Linked DNA regions of Homo sapiens: regions 2 and 3 are each linked to region 1. The links are chromatin loops, found by intact Hi-C in ENCODE. Cell type or tissue: mammary epithelial cell. All regions are shown on one strand.

Region 1 (2,500 bases):
TGAATCCAGATTTTTCCCACTTCAAAGTTTTCTTCCCATAGGTAGCACTGCCCACTGCCTCTTTCAGTTTTATTTGGATTTTCTTTTTATGGTAAGGTTGCTTTTTTTTGGCATTAGGTTCAGAAACTTATCGGTTTCTATGAGCTGTTAGATAGCTAGTAATAATTAAGAGTCCTGTACTTGATTTGAGATAGTTTTGTACTTCCTCTTTTACCCTAATTTATATGAACAAACAGAAAAGCATCTTTATTATCAGAAATATCTGAATTCCCTAAGCAATAATGCCACATCCCCTCATAAAAAATGAGAAACTAAAGACAAGTCCTGATTCTGAAAAGTTTTCAGCCTGGTTGGGAAAATAAGACTTATACCTATGAAATAAGCTGAAAATAAAACATTTTAGGACCACCTACTCAGAAGAATACCCAGCTACTATTAGGTGGGAGGATCACTTGAGCTCAGGAGTTTGAGGCCAGCCTGGCCAACAAGCAAGACTCCACTATAAAAGCAAGAAAAAGGAACATTTTAGGATATACTGGAGTAGCTATATAAAACTTCATAAGGAAAGGGAAACACCAGTATGTTACTGTAGACTTATAGTACTTCATAGAGAAGTTACAGTAGGAAATAGAGTGACAAAAAAGGGATAGAGATTAGGAAGTTGATTATAACAGGTATTATACTTCTAAATTCCCATTATGAGTGAAGAGAAGAGGTCAGGTGCATATTGGCAAGTATCTACTTATCCACTAGTGGACAATATCCCATTGGACAACTCTCAAGAATAAAAGGAATAAAATCATGGTCCACATTTTCCTCTCTCTCTTTCTAGCCAGGATCTCTGCTTACTTCTAACCATCACCAAAGGATAGATGGCCACTTAGAAGAACTAGAGAAGCCGTATTCATTTCTGGCATTAAAAAGGACTCTAAAAACACTACTTTGGCAGAGAAAATCATTTATATGTAGACACAGACTCTTAGAGCTAGAAGAGACCTTAACAGTCACCTGGACCTACCATTTCATTTTAGATATGAAGAAAATGATGCCTCCAAGAGAGAAATAAATTGCCCATGGTCACACTACTGGTAAGAATCCATGCTGTGTTTTGCTGCCTCCATGAGGAAAAAATCATGGTCACTAAACTGAGATGATCTCTTAATGATTACTCTTATATATTTACTTCATATCCACCAACTGCTAAGCCCCTACCCAGTTTCCAAATGTCACATTTATAGAAAATGAACGAAGGTTGATCCTGAGCCCTAGATTCTATGACACAAGATTAAGACCATGTTCAGGGTTACAGTGATAAGAAAGGTCCCTGACTAGGCATTTTGTAAACTTATAAGAAACCAGAAAAAAAGAATCATTTTGAGTACTGATATTCAACTACATAATGGGCTCAAAATTCCTTGTATAATCAACATACTTTATTACACTAGATGGCAGCAAATAAGTAGCTAGATATATAGTCAGTTAATCAGGAAATGGAAAACAAAATGAAACTACACAGAGATTGGGTCTAAATTTGCTGGAATAAAGTAAATGTCCATGAGCATTAAGCTCTTGCATGCTCCAAAACATTCTTGAAGAAGGCATGATTGTATATATTTTTTAAATCAAGCTTCCTCCTTACACATAGTAGGGTGCTAAACAATGTGGTGAATTGCTGCAACTTTGAATTGTATAACTGCTGATTCCTCGCCAGGTAGGGCAATACAATATATATTTTCAAGATTTTTTTCTCTGGCCATCAGAGGCAGCATAATAATAGAGAATGGGGGATGGACAGGAGTGCAAAGATAGGCTTTAGAGGTGATGTTGCAAGATACGACATCAGGATTCACAGGACAGAAAAGAACATTAACAAGAGCTGGCTGTGAATATTGGCAAACAGGTATTTGAAATTAAATAAAAATAGAGGCTACAGTTTACTGTCTTCAAAATGGACCATGCAAGACAATCCACTGGGTAATGAGAAGATACTAAAATGTTTATTTATATGTGTTGTTTATATAAAATAGGAAACAAATGAAAGTTTTCTAATATTGAGCATGTAAGAGTTGCATAAAGCCTTCAGTCAGCCTGTGTCTGAGTCACATGTTGCATTTGCTATGAGAGGAATTTTGCAGGAAGAGTGGGAGTGTTACCGTTCAGAGGGGTTGTTTGTAGTATCTTTAGTTACCTCTTCATGTAACATGTTAGAACATGTTTTTTGCAGGTTCTGTATGACTGATTTTGTGGATAGATTATACTGATTTAAAATTGATTTAACTAATAATTGTATAACAAATAAGTGAGTTAAAAAGATTCATGTAAAGAAACTTCATACTGAAGGTAAAACTAATTATGCAAGCCCAAATCAACAATAAGAAAATGGCTGGGCTAATACTTTTCTTAACCCTAGAATAAGCTTTCATCAACTCTAACCAAATCTGATAAGCTGTCTTCCAAAATAGGAAATTATCCCAAAGACTATTTGAAATAAAGATCTACT
Region 2 (2,500 bases), 790 kb after region 1:
TTCTGTATATAACATCATTTGATCCTTACTACATTCCTAGAAAACAATTATCATCTTTTTGTAAACTTAAAATACCTTCTCCCCCCATGAAAAAGAGATGCAGTGGTTAAGTAATTTTCCTAGATTCATACAACTGTGGCAGAATTGGAATTTGAAGCAAGGGTATTTTTTGATCCCAAGAGCATGATCTATTATGGCACACTATCTCCTAAACTAGATGTTGGGTTTCTTAGGATACAATCTGTTGTAGTATAAGTTGACCTGTTAGTAAATAGATATCAAATGTCAACAAATATTGTTAACTGAATATATGAATAATGAAAAAAACAAGTACCTGCAGGTTCTTCATTGTCTTGAGCCCTTCTCAGATTACCTGGAAAACATCTTCACTTTATGCTTTTAACTTTTGATTATCTGGGTAAACATGTCTTCCCTAAAATACTTTTGAAGTATATTTTTTTGCAGAGAGTGTGGCAAGCTCTTTGGTAATTTCTAACTGTAGTGAAAACTATCAGATGAAACAAAAAAATAGAATTCTTGACAAGCCTGTAGTTATATGCTTTTATTTGTGGGCAGGGGAGAGGTAGTGAGGGTTAATGGGTACCAAAAATTAGAAAGAATGAATAAGACCTTCTGTTTGATAGCACAATAGGGTGACTATAGTCAATAGCAACTTAATTGTACATTTAAAAATAGCTTCAAGTGTATTCGGATTGTAACTCAAAGGATAAATGCTTGAGGGAATGGATACCTTAATGTAAAAAGCCTCTATAGGTATATAGGGGAAATGAGTTTTCTTCCAACTTCCTCTCTATGTGGGATTTGTGTTTCTCAGCATATTGAAATAGTTAGGGTGATCTTACTGCACAGACTGTTGAGCTGTGGATGAACTCTTTAATTTTCTTCCCCTTCCAGCTATAAGGGCCTGACTCTTCACTTTTGGGTGGAGGTAATGACAGCAGAGTTATACAGGAAGAAATAGAACACTCACAAAGATTTATTTTATATCAAAAAATGAGAAGTGGAGTATGAGAGGTTTCAAAAAACATGGAGAGAAGCATATTGTAGTAGAAAGGCCCTGAGGTAGAAGGCCAAATAAAACCTTGGATCTGGTCTTGCTTTAATACAGTTTTGGGTAAAGTACAAGATCCTTCTAAGCTTCAAAAATTTGACCTGTGAAATGAATTGGTTGGATTAGATATATGCACTTTTTAAGTGTGTCTAGGAGATATCCTCAACTTTATCTTACGATCCTTCTGTTGGCCTGTTTATTCAGGCTATCACACTTGTAATTTCTAATATATTAAAAAATATATGTTTAAAACAGAAGCAGATGAATAGAAAAGAGGGAAAACTCTTTGTGGCTCAAGCCCTTTCTGTCTCTGCCTAGACTTATTTCTCAGGGTTTGAGCAGTGTGCTGGCATATTTTTAGGGGAAGAAAAGAATGATGGATATTTATGCTGTCACCTTGACCACTTCAGGTTGTGTCTGTCTGGGAGACTGTTAGGCAGTGGATGTGAGCTCATAACTGGCATGTTAAGGTAGCAGTATATCAGGATTCAGATGTTATTCTTTCTTTTTAGCCTGGCTGTATAGTGAGAATAAAGGAGAGGTGATATTGAGTATGAATGATTGCTACAGAATCTGCTTTCTTGTTTTCTTTTGTGCATAGTGTGGATGAAGTAGGGGAAAGGGAAAAGTTTACAACTGATTGCTCATGAATATTCACTAGGTGACTCATTTGGGACCAAATAGTACACAGTGGTAAGGCTAGACTTACCTTCCTTGTAGATAATGGTTTGTTCCTTTTATGTAGCCTCCATAAACCTTAAGCCCCATAGGAGGATGAGTTGTTTTGTAAGGTGTTTTTGTCCCTCTAGGAGGCATTCTTTGACATTTAAGATTGAACCTGGGGCCCAACTCTGTAGGTATGTGTTTTGTTCATATTGGCTTTAATTTCTTAGAGAGCAGTGCTCATGTCTTAATACTTAACTGTGTTGGAATAAATAGTACAGGACTTGACACATGGTGGGTTTACAGTAAATACTTGTTGATTAATGGAAGATTGGGTTACCAGAAACTGATGCTTGATGACACCATTGCTATGAATTTGAATTCCAGTATATGGACTTTTCTTTCTACTTTCATTCTTTTGGGTGGCCACAAATGATGGAGTTAGAACTTTCCCTTATGTAATAGAAGACATCTGTTACAAGGGGACTTCAGTGATAATCTGTGGATAAAATATCCATCCTACTTTTAAGTATGAGTCACTTAAAGCGCCAGGCTTTTGAAGAGGGGGATAGTATCACAGACAGAAAGGTGAAATGGTGGTTATGGAGGCTGGGGGTGAGGGGTTGGTGAGATGTTGGTCAAAGGATACATAATTTTATTTAGGAGGAATAAATTCAAGAGATCTGCGGAACACCATGGCGACTATGGTTAATAATATATTTTATACTAGAAAATTGCTTAGAGATTTTTAAGTGTTTTTACCAT
Region 3 (2,500 bases), 74 kb after region 1:
AAGAAAAGAAAAATCAGCCAAATGAAATCTTAGATTGTTTATGATACTTAAGGAAAAATATATTTATAACACATCACTTACCATGATATTAACAATCAAGGATAAAATTATGAAAAACCACTACACAAAAAGGGTTAATAATTGTGCAGAATGCTGTGGGGGAAGACACACACATACACAAAACACACACACGGTTTATGTCGGTGTTTGGAGTACGAGTTCTGCCCTATTGGTTAACATAGATAACTATTTAGTTTCTTCAAAGCTTGAGGGAGTATACGGCATCTGCCCTGTGAAATCTAGTCTCAACTTTGCATCAGTGCTGTGGCTTTTGCTGTCTTTTCCTCCCACCCAAACTTACCTGCATTCCTGCCATGTTCCTCTGCTAAAAGGAGTAATTGGAGATTATGCAGAGACACACTGATTATTAAACATTCATTTAAAAAAAAGCTGAATGACTTTTGCTATAAATTTAGTACCTCGAGCCTTAATAACATTTACCATGCAAGTTATTATTTATTACTTCACGGAAGACTAAATAATCACTAAACACCAAAGAAGCACATTAAAAAAAATACATAAGGGTTTTCCATCAGCCAGACCTGAGTTCTAGTGCTAGCTTTTCCACTTGCTTTGTGACATACTACAATCTTCTTAAACTCTCTTAACTTCAGTGTCTCCTGGAAAAAAGAAGACTACTAACGGACCGCAAAGAGACTTGGAGGAACAGTAGGAGAACACAGTGTCCTTTACATTGTCAATTTTCAGTTCATGTGAATTCCTTTCACCTGGTGACTGGAAGCTTCTAAACTGTAAGAATTTATATATATATATATATATCTTTATTTAAAGATATATATATCTTTATTTTTTGCAAGATTTGGAAAATTCAAAGGTTAGGGAAGGCAGGAAAGAACCACCTTCTTTTGCAAGAAGAAGAATTTGGGTAAATGACAAAAGAAGAAAATGAGGGACAAAGAAACAAAAATATCCCAAGGGTAATGTTTTCCAGGTAGATTTTTGAAACCTTTAAAAAGCCCTTGAATAAATGCCAGGGTCTTTACAAAGTTCTGCTCTAAATGTAACTTGTGTGCAAATAGTGTCCAAACAGCTGGAGGCCATCCTAACGATTTCTGGCATAGCTGTAGTCTGTAGACATCATGCTGGGGACCTGCGCTGACTTGTGTGAACTGGCCAGCTCAAACTGGTCACTTTCCTGCTGTTCCCAGTTAAATATTTTGCTGCTTGTCAGCACTTCCACTAGAGGGCAGCAGGTGGAAAGAAGATGTCAAAATAGATTAATGCCGATGTTTGGCAATAGCAATTGTCAAGGTGGAACGCAAAGTAATGGGGGTGCAAGGGCCTAGTTGACTGAATGGAAAAGGTAAGATCTTGAGTAATTAGTGGGTTTCCATTTCTAAGTGAAGACAGAAATGGGAGAGGAGAAGGAGTTTAATGTCAGTAGAAAGCTGAAGCAAGGCTTCCCAAACTGGTTAATCTTCAGACTCATGTTTGGAGGTTTAGTCAAACAAACAAGCACACCTAACACAGAAAACACTCCAGAGCATCATTCTGTTGCAGGATTCTTCAGGTCTTGCTTTTCCAGCTGGAAACTTTTGTGTTTCCTTTTTGTGGCTGGTGGCACATTTGCCCAAGTTTTGCTCGGGCCCAATGGGCTTGTTCTGCCAACGGCCTGGTAGGCTATGCTCGGGTTGCGCTACCAGCCTGGACCCCATGCCTGCCAAGGGCAAGCCAGGCGTGGAGCAATGAGGGATACGTGAGTGGGTAAGCATGGGGTTCAGCCACTGTGTACAGCCAGGTACACCAGCTGCCGTGGTGGGGTGAGCAGCTCCAGGCACCAGCACAGGCACCAGCTCCATGCAAGCCTGCGGCTGCATCTGATGTACGCAAATGGCTTCCACCGTGGGCAACTGCATCTGGACGAGGGGAATGTGGTGACGCCTGGGAGCATGGAGATGACAGAAACCGCAGAGCCCCCAAAGAGGGTGTCACACAGGTCTGGGCTCCCCAAAGGGCTGTAGCTCTTCTGTTCTTGTCACCTACAATGTGGTGGGCAGGGAAGGCATGTCTCAGCCCTGTTCGTGTTACAGCTCTTTCAGTCCTGCTATTAAGTGGGTCCTGAGTTCTTGTCCCACATCCAGGAAGAATGAGATACACAGACAACTGGAAGGTGAGCAAGGTGAAGAAATACTTTACTGAGTGACAGTACAGTTCTCAGGAGACCTGAAGTGGGTAGCTCTTATCCATAGGCAGGTCATCCCGACATCTGCCCGAGTTTGGATAAGTCCAGGGATTTTATGAGATCAGAAGGGAGGAAGGGTGTGCTTATTGGTCCATGGGTGGCTATGGGAAGGCCTGGATAAAGCACCATAAGTTCTCACTCCCAGCCAAGGACTCCACCTGGAACTGATAGCTCAGCCACAAGGCTTCCGGCCATCCCTGGCTTGAAGGTGGAGCTTCACTGGGGACTGGCCTCTTT

Evidence for each region. Hi-C counts contacts between places; a loop is a spot of excess contacts. Peaks named below come from ENCODE experiments on the same cell type or tissue, not always from the same donor. Only the 100,000 strongest peaks of a DNase experiment are listed, where the experiment ranks them.
Region 2: it touches region 1 in a loop (14-fold over the local background); 9 of 110 quality-filtered maps call a loop at or near these places.
Region 3: it touches region 1 in a loop (8-fold over the local background); 15 of 110 quality-filtered maps call a loop at or near these places.

What each region holds. Positions count from the first base shown.
Region 1 is chr5:42,655,809-42,658,308 of GRCh38, reverse strand. All of the region lies in intron 3 of GHR (growth hormone receptor), which reads right to left. Among named protein-coding and RNA genes, the nearest start is that of CCDC152, 100 kb to the left of the region's middle. In mammary epithelial cell, a CTCF peak has its summit at 1,455 (motif pointing right); no DNase peak of the experiment used is centred here; H3K4me3 peaks cover 249 bases; H3K27ac peaks cover 992 bases.
Region 2 is chr5:41,863,312-41,865,811 of GRCh38, reverse strand. The region is part of intron 1 of OXCT1 (3-oxoacid CoA-transferase 1); the gene reads left to right. It overlaps LOC102723752 (a long non-coding RNA gene), which reads right to left. Exons shown (of 3, transcript XR_925956.4): 1 at 1-2,500. Among named protein-coding and RNA genes, the nearest start is that of OXCT1-AS1, 5.5 kb to the left of the region's middle. In mammary epithelial cell, no CTCF peak of the experiment used is centred here; no DNase peak of the experiment used is centred here.
Region 3 is chr5:42,582,219-42,584,718 of GRCh38, reverse strand. The region is part of intron 2 of GHR (growth hormone receptor); the gene reads right to left. Among named protein-coding and RNA genes, the nearest start is that of GHR, 160 kb to the right of the region's middle. In mammary epithelial cell, a CTCF peak has its summit at 1,267 (motif pointing right); a DNase peak (open chromatin) is centred at 1,218.